2 separate regions of the Homo sapiens genome follow, and region 2 is linked to region 1. A link is a loop called in an ENCODE intact Hi-C map of the cell type or tissue named here. Cell type or tissue: heart left ventricle. All regions are shown on one strand. Each heading gives the region's core, and the rest is flanking DNA. Links, peaks and the distances in the headings are about the cores only. Region 1 overlaps DENND5A (DENN domain containing 5A). Region 2 has its middle 20 kb from the start of IPO7.

Evidence for each region. Peaks named below come from ENCODE experiments on the same cell type or tissue, not always from the same donor. Only the 100,000 strongest peaks of a DNase experiment are listed, where the experiment ranks them.
Region 2: it touches region 1 in a loop (2.5-fold over the local background); 19 of 110 quality-filtered maps call a loop at or near these places.

The regions. Positions count from the first base shown.
Region 1 is chr11:9,257,859-9,263,230 of GRCh38, forward strand. The region is part of intron 1 of DENND5A (DENN domain containing 5A); the gene reads right to left. Among named protein-coding and RNA genes, the nearest start is that of DENND5A, 4.8 kb to the right of the region's middle. RefSeq lists a silencer at 3,005-3,064. In heart left ventricle, for the core only: a CTCF peak has its summit at 2,509; no DNase peak of the experiment used is centred there.
Region 2 is chr11:9,361,925-9,367,296 of GRCh38, forward strand. No RefSeq gene overlaps it. Among named protein-coding and RNA genes, the nearest start is that of IPO7, 20 kb to the right of the region's middle. RefSeq lists enhancers at 1,787-2,986, 2,622-3,323 and a silencer at 2,617-2,796. In heart left ventricle, for the core only: no CTCF peak of the experiment used is centred there; a DNase peak (open chromatin) is centred at 2,527; H3K4me3 peaks cover 1,285 bases; H3K27ac peaks cover 3,156 bases.

The sequences.
Region 1 (5,372 bases), core at 142-5,141:
CTTGGCTCACTGCAGCCTCCGCCTCCCAGATTCAAGCGATTCTCTCGCCTCAGCCTCCCGAGTAGCTGGGATTATAGGTGTGTGCCACCAGGCCCGGCTAATTTTTGTATCTTTAGTAGAGACAGGGTTTCACCATGTTGGCCAGGCTGGTCTCAAACTCCTGACCTCAAGTGATCCACCCACCTCAACCTCCCAAAGTGCTGGGATTACAAGCATGAGCCACCGTACCCGGTCTACACACAGTACACACAGTATTCTTTCTTTTTCCTTTTTAAATTATACTTTAAGTTCTGGGGTACATGTGCAGAACATACAGTTTTGTTACATAGGTATACACATGGCATGGCATGGTGGTTTGCTGCACCTGTCAACCAGTCACCTACATTAGGTATTTCTCCTAATGTTATCCCTCCCCTAGTCCCCCACCCCCCCAACAGGCCCCAGTGTGTGATGTTCCCCTCCCTACATCCATGTGTTCTCATTGTTCAACTCCCACTTATGAGTGAGAACATGTGGTGTTCCGTTTTCTGTTCTTGTGATAGTTTGCTGAGAATGACGGTTTCCAGCTTCATCCATGTCCCTGCAAAGGACATGAACTCATCCTTTTTTATGGCTGCATAGTATTCCATGATGTGTATGTGCCATCTTCTTTATCCAGTCTCTTACTGATGGACATTTGAGTTGGTTCCAAGTCTTGCTATTGCACACACAGTATTCTTTCTTACCATGAAACAGAAACCTGGACTAGAAAAAAACTACCATAACGTCTGTTCCTGCCCTGCCAGACAAATTTTTTGCTTGTTCCCCCCGCATCCACCACTCATCAAAGGTCTGCAAAGCATGCAAAATATCACTCAAGTAGCAGAAAAGAATGAAATGTGGCAAGGGAGACAAATATTCTCCCACTTTCTCAGGGCCTCAGTTTCCTCATCTGTAAAATCAGAAGGTTATATAATTGCAAAGGGTGCTTTCATGTTAACATTCGATAATTTTGAAGTTCGAATTTCACTGCTCAATACAGTCAAGGAGGAGTATGATTTGACTAGTCCTCTAGCTTTCCTAGACAGTCACCTTTTTCTCTTTCTTAATTATTTTTATTTTTTATAAAAACAGGGTATTAGGCTGGGCGCAGTGGCTCACACCTGTAATCCCAGGACTTTGGGAGGCCGAGGCGGGCAGATCAACTGAGGTCAGGAGTTCAAGACCAGCCTGACCAACATGGTGAAACCCCATCTCTACTAAAAATACAAAATTAGCCGGGCATGGTGGCACATGCCTGTAATCCCAGCTACTTGAGAGGCTGAGGCAGGAGAATCGCTTGAGCCCAGGAGGCAGAGGTTGCAGTGAGCTGAGGTCGTGCCATTGCACTCCAGCCTGGGCAACAACAGCAAAACTCCATCTCAAAAAAATAAACAACAGGCCAGGCGTGGTGACTCAAGCCTGTAATCTCAGCACTTTGGAAGGCCAACGCAGGCGGATCACAAGGTCAGGAGATCAAGACCATCCTGGCTAACACGGTGACACCCCATCTCTACTAAAAAAAAAAAGTACAAAAAAATTAGCCGGGCGTGGTGGTGGGCGCCTGTAGTCCCAGCTACTCCGGAGGCTGAGGCAGGAGAATGGCGTGAACCCGGGAGGCGGAGTTTGCAGTGAGCCGAGATCGTGCCACTGCACGCCAGCCTGGGCGACAGAGTGAGACTCCCATCTCAAAACAAACAAACAAACAAACAACAAAAAAACAGGGTCTTGCTACAGTGGCCAAGGTGATCTCAAACTCCTGGACCCAAGCATCATCCTGCCTCAGCCTCCCAGACTGCTGGAATTACAGATGTGAGCCACTGTACCAGGACCCTCTCTCTTCTAAAGGTGACATTAAGAGACTATTTCAGGCCAGGCGAAGCGGCTCACACCTGTAATCCCAATACTTTGGGAGGCCAATGCGGGTGGGTCACCTGAGGTAAGGAGTTCAAGACCAGCCTGACCAACATGGCGAAATCCTGTCTCTACTAAAAATACAAGAATTAGCCAGGTGTGCTAGTGCACACCTGTGGTCCCAGCTACTTGGGAGGCTGAGGCTCAGAATCACTTGAACCAGACAGGCAGAGGTTGCAGTGAGCTGAGATCACGCCATTGCACTCCAGCCTGGGCAAAAGAGCAGGACTCCATCTCAAAAAAAAAAAAAAAAAAAAAAAGAGAGAGACTATTTCAGTGTAGTCTCAATTTTCTAGTAAGTTCATACAGCACACTGGCCAGTTTCCCATCTATCCTTATCCCTAGCCACTTCTCTTCAATTCCTGGCAAGAGCTTCTGCACAGAGCCTGGGAAAATTGGAGTACAAGATGAAAGAACCTAGGATACTTATATCTCAATGCTAGGTGCAGATCAGTTCAGAGGAACTTACAGATTCCAAGGTAAGAAATACGTCACAAGTATTTGGGAACCTTAATTCTCAAGCAGAGACAAGGAAAATAAACTCATGAACCCCATTTCACAGTAAAACCTTCTCCTGGGGTCACCTAGTGGTGACCATCAGAAACAAAGAAAAAGAAGATTCACCAGGACATTCGCCCATCAGAGGTAGAAAAAGAAACTGAACTCCACTATCATCTGCCTCCCCACTTACGATGTGCCAAAAATAATGGAAAACATAAATCAGAAGCAATTCTTCCAGATTTGCTTACCTAACTGACAAGTTCAAAAAGCCAACAAGCAGACACCATATCCTCAAGGTGGCTAAATCTGTGCTTTGCTCACATATTACCTTCTTCTCCTTCTAGCCCAAAGAGCTTCCTCAACCAGAAAACAAAATTAATTTTCACACATTCCTCAATTCCTTGCACAAAAAACAACTACATTACTTGCCTAAATGCTGAGTCTGCAAGAAAGGGAAAGAAGTGACAGGAAGAGATTCCTACAAAATCCAATTACCTCAGTCTATATTAAACACAGCAAGCTCTATGCTTATTTGGGTTTTTTTATTTTTTATTTTTAGTTGTATTTGTTTATTTGAGACAGGGTCTCACTCTGTTGCTCAGGCTGGAGTGCAGTGTCACAATCTCAGTTCACTGCAACCTCTGCCTCTGAGACTCAAGTGACCTTCTCACCTCAGCTTCCTGAGCAGCTGGGACCACAGGTGCATGCCACCACACCCAGCTAATTTTTTGTACTTTCTGTAGAGATAAGAGTCTTGCCGTGCTGCCCAGGCTGGTCTCAAACTCCTGGGCTCAAGCAATTCACCCACCTCAGCCTCCCAAAGTACTGGGATTACAGGTGTGAGCTACTGCGCCCAGCCTCCATGTTTATTTGTTGCAGACAGAGAGGAATGAATCTTAACCTTTCTCCACAAAACAAGAAGGAACACCGAGCATCTTTGATTTGCTTATTCTGGGTTCACTTTTTAAGAATGTAGATGCTACCTGAGCTATGTAAGTTAACTGTGTGGAGTGCACCTTCTTAGAGACTCCTTAATACCTTCTTGGAGAACCTGGCTACAAATTACAATTTCCTGTAGTTAGTTACTGAGTATGATATCATCAGTTTGGGAGCTACAAGGCAGGCTGAGGAGAGAAAATGCACCCTGGAGACTCTCAGGAAGAACCTGCTATTTGTACTCTGCTTTGTTTTATTCAAAGATTCCCTCTGGGAGTGGTGGCTCACGCCTGTAATCCTAGCATTTTGGGAGGCCGAGGTGGGCAGATCACTTGAGGTCAAGAATTCAAGACCAGCCTGGCCAACATGGTGAAACCCCATCTCTACTAAAGATACAAAAATTAGCCTGATGTGGTGGCACGCGCGGCTCATAATCCCAGCTACTCGGGAGGCTGAGGCAGAATTGCTTGAACCTGGGAGACGGAGGTTTCAGTGAGCCACTATTGCAGCACTGCATTCCAGCTGGGGCAACAGAGTGAGACTGTGTCTCAAAAAAAAAAAAAAAAAAAGATTCCCTCTGGATAGTTCAGATTCCCCTACCAACCCACCAGAAATGAAATGAAGAGGGAAAAAAAATCCTTCCAACACTGCATACTCTAACAAAGGCCACCTATCGGAAATGTGGTCTCGGCATTCCACTACTGCAACCACATTTTTAAAAAAACAGAAAATACCCCTCTTTACACATTTTATACAACTCATCCCCCTTTCTTTATTATCCCAATAAACTTTCACAAGGATATAATTTTAGCTTGCCAAAAAGCCAGATAATTAACACATATCCATTAAGACAGTAACATTTCTTTTTTAATGAAATGTTGAAAGACAGTTTTTAAACATTTTTGAAGGTCTACTTGATGAGATTATTTTTATTTACATTCTTTTTTTATAGATGAGGACCCTGACAGGGTTATCTCTAACTTGCTCCCAATCACAAAGATAGTCAATAGGAGAGCAGGAATATTACCCTAAACTCATGCTCTCGCTAACAGTTAACTTCCCAGCTTCATTCTTATGCTCTATCATTCGCAAAACATTCTATCTTCTCAAACCAAGTGTTCATACAATTTGACACTCAAAAACACGCATAAAAAAAAGTTTATTCCACCACCTTAGTTTCTTTTACTGAGAAGAATTATGTTGTTTTTAATATTTCTCAACATGTTAGTGTTTTCTAAAGACCTCCAGCCAGGCCAATGAGATGCAGTTTAATGTCATGAGAAGAGCACTGGACCAAGCAATTAACTAGTGTATACAGGCCCCACTGTCCTTCCTGGGCCTCATTTTCCCCTCTGAGGTCCCTTCCAACACCAATACCCTGAACCGAATTCCAAAAATTACATCAAAGTCACAAACTTACTACATATGAAAAAGATGAAAAACATCTGTACTATAAGAATTTGAAGACCTTAAAAGATAAACTTGAACAATTATTAGGTACTCATCAAAATAATTTTTTTTTTTTGGACGGAGTCTCGCTCTGTCGCCCAGGCTAGAGTGCTGGAGTGCAGTGGCGCGATCTGGGCTCACTGCGAGCTCCGCCTCCCGGGTTCACGCCATTCTCCTGCCTCAGCCTCCTGAGTAGCTGGGACTACAGGCGCCCGCCACCACGCCCGGCTAATTTTTTGTATTTTTAGTAGAGACGGGGTTTCACCCTGTAAGCCCGGATGGTCTCGATCTCCTGACTTCGTGATCCGCCCGCCTCAGCCTCCCAAAGTGCTGGGATTACAGGCGTGAGCCACCGCGCCCGGCCTAAAACTAAAATTTTTTTAAAGTAAATTAGAAACCATAAAACTACCCCGACAAAAAGCCTAATATTAATTATATTACTGCTTCATATTTTCTCCACCTGCTATTGAGGAAATAGCTCATTTTTTTCTAACCTTGTTAAAGCATGAATTTATCATGCTTTTTTCTTCTTTTTCTTTTTTCCCAGACAGAGT
Region 2 (5,372 bases), core at 149-5,148, 100 kb after region 1:
TTTTTTCTGACATTAAAAACATGTTGCCAGGCATGGTGGCTCACTCACGCCTGTAATCCCAGCACTTTGGGAGGCCGAGGTGGGTGGATCACCTGAGATCAGGAGTTCGAGACCAGCCTGACTAACATGGTGAAACCCCATCTCTACTAAAAATACAAAAATTAGCCAGGCATGGTGGCAGCGCACACCTGTAATCCCAACTACTCGGGAGGCTGAGGCAGGAGAATTGCTTGAACCCGGGAGGCGGAGGTTGCAGTGAGCCAACGTCGGGCCATTGTACTCCAGCCTGGGCAATAAGAGTGAAACTCCATCCCTCCCCCCCGCCCACCAGAAAAAAAAACCATGTTCACCATGGACAAATTTAATTCAGAAAAATAAAAAGAAATTAAAATCTACTGTAATCGCAGACACTATTTGAACTGCAGCTCTCACCACCTCTGTGATCCCTGTCCTCTCTGCCTGTAAGTACCCATATCAATGCTACTTAGGCCATCTGCTCTGTCCCTGAGTTGTCCTTGACCTGGAGGCCCCCTTGGAGCCTCAGCTCTCCCTGCTACTGCCACCTAGAATCTGTCACTGACAACTTGCAGAGCTCCACTGCCCATCTCTCTCTGGCCAGTAGGTAAATGCCTTTCTTACATTCAGCTCTTTAAAAACCGAGAATCCCACAGAGTGTGTGCTGGGTTCTCAATAATTCAATTCTTTCAGCATGCCACACAGAAGAGGACCTGGGCCCCTGGTGATTCGGTTGTTTCCATTTTAGTACACAGCCTTCTCCTTCCCAGGACTGATAAGCATGCCCCAGAGGGTTGAGCTGGGGCAGGTTCAAGTACAGCCTTATAGAATCTTCACAAACACTGTCTTCTCTAGCACTTAGGCCCTGTGGCCAATTCTACTCCTTATAAGGGTATCCTTGGTACAGAATTTTTCCTGTAAGGAATCCATTATTTCTTTCTGCAAGCTGTATTTCATCAGGTGATAATCATTTTTAAATCAAATTTTATTTCCCACAATACTTCTGGATCCAAGATTAAAGGATGGGGCTAGATGTTTCAAGCCTTCTGTAACAGCAACAGAGCAGAGCACAATGATGCCTTCGAAAACCTGCAGCAACAAGGACACTCTGCTATATACAATATCTATCAGAGTGCTGGTAAATGCCTCACAACCATCAAGCCATCTCCCTCCCCCATATATTTATTCCTCTGTGAAGCCTTTCTTCTTCCCCCTCTATTACACTGAGTTGCTCTCTGTCCTGTTCACACTTCGATCAGAGCACTTATTACACAGTATAATGACGACGTGATTATGTATTTATCTCCCCTCACCAGAGCTCTGGAGGGCAGGAATCCGAGTACCACAATACAGGATGCAGAGCAGGCCTAAAATATTTATGGGAAGGATGGGAGCCGGACTATGATGGATCGCTTTAAATACCAGGGAAAGGACTTTCCACTCAAACCAAAATTCAACAGAGTATTAAATTTTCTTGCACAGAGGAATGACTTGCAGAATACAGTGTGCCATAAAAATGCACCCGGTCATTGTGTGAAGTTGGATGGGAATGTGGCAAAACCAGTTAGGAAGTTGCTGAGGTGACTCTGTCCATGGAGAGGAAGAACTACATCTAAAAGGCATTTCAAAGAAAATACAGGCCAGGCACGGTGGCTGTCGCCTGTAATCCCAGCACTTTGGGAGGCCAAGGCAGGCGGATCACGAGGTCAAGAGATCGAGACCATCCTAGCCAATATTGTGAAATCCTGTCTCTACTAAAAATACAAAAATCAGCTGGGCGTGGTGTCGTGCGTCTGTAGTCCCAGCTACTCAGGAGGCTGAGGCAGGAGAATCGCTTGAACCCAGGAGGAACCCAGGAGGGGGAGGTTGCGGTGAGCCGAGATCGCGCCAGCCTCGTGACAGAGGGAGACTCCGTCTCAAAAAAAAAAAAAAAAAAAAAAAGGAAAGAAAGAGAAAATACAAACAAAAGCTGAGATTTGCTGAGTTCCTACCATGTGCTACGCAATGCCAACAACAAGGTGGCATGGAATAATCCTCATGTCTGTTAAGTGGGTGGGGGTAGGAGTGGGGGTAGGAGTAGGGGAGTGTCACACATCTGCAAACGGTAACGTTGAACTTCCAAAGTAGGTCCATCGGGCTCTCAGGACCCGCGGCTGTCCGAGGCCTCAGTTGCCTCAATTAGTCTTAGGCTAACTTCCTCCTTGCGCTGGGGGGTGGGGAATACTTTCCCGTGCGGAGGCCTCAGCTCCTCAATGTACAGAGAAGAGCCTTGCAGGGCCTAAACACTGGAGTTCAGGGATCCTTTATCAAGCTGCCAAACCTTTTCAGGGGCTTGGAAGGACACCTAAGGGCGGAAGCGGGCGCGTTGTGGCCCCCGTGGGGCAGTGGGAAGGCAGCAGGGCCTCGCGGGCGGAGGCCGGAGCGCCGCTGACGCCGGAGCGGAAGCCGCTGAGTCATGGTGGGGGCAGGAATGCAGCGCATTTGGAGAAGGCCCGGGACGCCGGCGGCTCCAGCATTACTGAGCAGTGACTTGGCGTCCGCACCTTCACTGCAGTCGGGAACCACCAGTGACGGCGGTGACCGGAAGAGCTGAGTCACCGCAGGCGACGGCGAGCGACGCCGGCGGGGAGGGGCTGACGCGCCTGGGGCCGCGCGCCTGGGCTCCAGGGCCCCGCGCGTCGCCACGATCCCGACGTTGCAATCCCCGCCAGCTCGGCGGGGGCCGCACGGGGCTGGGTCTCCCGGATCCCGCCCGGGGATTGGAGTCTGAGGCTGAAATTTGAAATCTTGAAGTGGCCCCAAGCCACAAATACTACAGACTGGTTTCAGTGGGAATTAGGACCTTGTGAAAGGAGACAGCAGTGCCCCAAAGACTGGGTAGATTTTGAAGATCAAAGGCACTTGCCTAGGAACAAAAATGATTTGCCTGACTCAGTTCCAAAATGCAGCAAATAATAATTAAAGCGAAACACACACGCACTGTTTTTTTTAAATGCAAGAGCAAAACTTTTAAAATTCCAAAAGAAAATAAATCTTGGTTTCCGAGATGAATTCGTCAAAGGAAAATATCTTGGGGCCCCCATATCACTAAGCTAAAGGGAAAAGTCAAGCTGGGAACTGCGTAGGGAAAACCTGTCTCCCATTCTATTCAAAGTTACCCCTCTGCTCACTAACATAAATGCGTTATCTGATTGCCTCTTTTGGAGGCTGGGTGCGGTGGCTCACACCTGTAATCCCAGCACTTTGGGAAGGAGAGGCGGGCGGATCACTTGAGGTTAGGAGTTCCAGACCAGCCTGGCCAACATAACGAAATCCCGTCTCTACTAAAAATACAAAAATTAGCCGGGCATGCTGGTGGGCGCCTGTAATTCCAGCTACTCGGGAGGCTGAGGCAGGAGAATCGCTTGAACTCGGGAGGCGGAGGTTGCAGTGAGCCGAGCTCAGCCACTACGCTCCAGCCTGAGCAACAGAGCCAGACTCCCTCTCAAAAAATAAGATTAAAAAAAAAAAAGAATCCAGGCTGGGCACGGTGGCTCACGCCTGTAATCCTAACACTTTGGGAGGCCAAGGCGGGTGGATCACCTGAAGTCAGGAGTTCGAGATCAGCCTGGTGAACATGGAGAAACCCCTATCTCTACTAAAAATATATAAATTAGCTGGGCGTGGTGGCGGGCGCCTGTAATCCCAGCTGCTTGGGAGGCTGAGGCAGGAGAATCGCTTGAACCCGGGAGCAGAGGTTGCAGTGAGCCGAAATTGGGCCACTTCTCCCCAGCCTGGGCGAAAGAGGGAAACTCCATATGAAGAAAGAAAGAGAGAGAGAGAGGGAGGGAAGCTCAAAAGAATGCAACCATTTGTCTCCTATCTACCTATGACCTGGAAAGCCCCCATTTCCAGACCAAACCCGTGTTGATCTTATATATGTCGATTGATGTCTCATGTCTCCCTAAAATGTAGAAAACCAAACTGTGCTCTGACCACCTTGGGCACATGTCCTCAAGGAGGTCCTCAGGGCACGTATCCTCAACCTTGGCAAAATAAACTTTTTAAATTAACTGAGACCTATCTCAGATTTTCGGGGTTCACAAGTTCTAACAGGATGGGAGTTTTGCAGAGGGAACTTTCCAAAGGTCCCTGAAACTTGCTTGGTGGTACCAGGACTCAGTAGTTTATCTCTTTCTCTAGTTTCTTCCCACTTCCACACTACTGAAGCCAGAACTCATTTTTGTATAATAGTGCTTAATTAGGCTGGACACAGTGGCTCACGCCTGTAATCCCAGCTACTTGGGAGGCTGAGGCAGGAGAATCGCTTGAACTCGGGAGGCAGAGGTTGCAGTGAGCCGAGATCGCGCCATTACACTCCAGCCTGGGCAACAAGAGCGAAACTTCATCTCAAAAATAATAATAATAATAATGCTTAATCAATTTTGTTCAGGTTTCTTTTTTAGACAAAAAACAAGTATATTATAGAATTTTCTCGGGATGGTGGGGGGAACACACTCAATTACAGTCGCTAAACCAGAAACCACAATTACTTTTGCTTCTTTTCCTACATTTTGTTCACAAGAAGAAGTTTTTGTTTTTGTTTTGTTTTGTTTTGAGATAGTGTCTCACTCTGTCGCCCAGGCTGAAGTGCAGTGGTGCGGTGTGGGCTCACTGCAAGCTCTGCCTCCTGGGTTCAAGTGATGCTCTCACCTCAGCCTCCCAAATAGCTGGGATTACAGGTGCCTGCCACCACACCCAATTAATTTTTGTATTTTTAGTAGAGATGGGGTTTTGCCATGTTGGCCAGGCTGGTCTCGAACCCCTGACCTCAAGTGATCCGCCCACTTCAGCCTACCAAAGTGCTGAGATTACAGGCGTGAGCCACTGTGCCTGGCCTCAATGTGTAAGTCTTTTTTAATCAGATCAGTGATTAAATGGAGAAAACAAAACAAAAGAAAACAAAATAATGGATAATGGTGGAAATGAATGTAATGTCACAGATTTTTTTTGTTTTTTATTTTTTGTTTTGAGATGGAGTCTAGCTGTGTTGCCCAGGCTGGAGTGCAGTGGCACGATCTTGGCTCACTACAACCTCCGCCTGCCAGGTTCAAGCGATTCCCCTGCCTCAGCCTCCCGAGTAGCTGGGATTACAGGCGTCTGCCACCACGCCCAGCTAATTTTTGTATTTTTAGTAGAGACGGGGTTTCACTGTGTTGGTCAGGCCGGTCTCGAACTCCTGACCTTGTAATCCGCCCACCTCTGCCTCCCAAAATGCTGGGATTACAAATGTAAGCCACCACGCCTGGCCTGTCGTAGATTTTTTGTCTTGGGCAATGGGACTGAGGATAAGAGGGAGAAGAAAAAGGTCAAGAAGC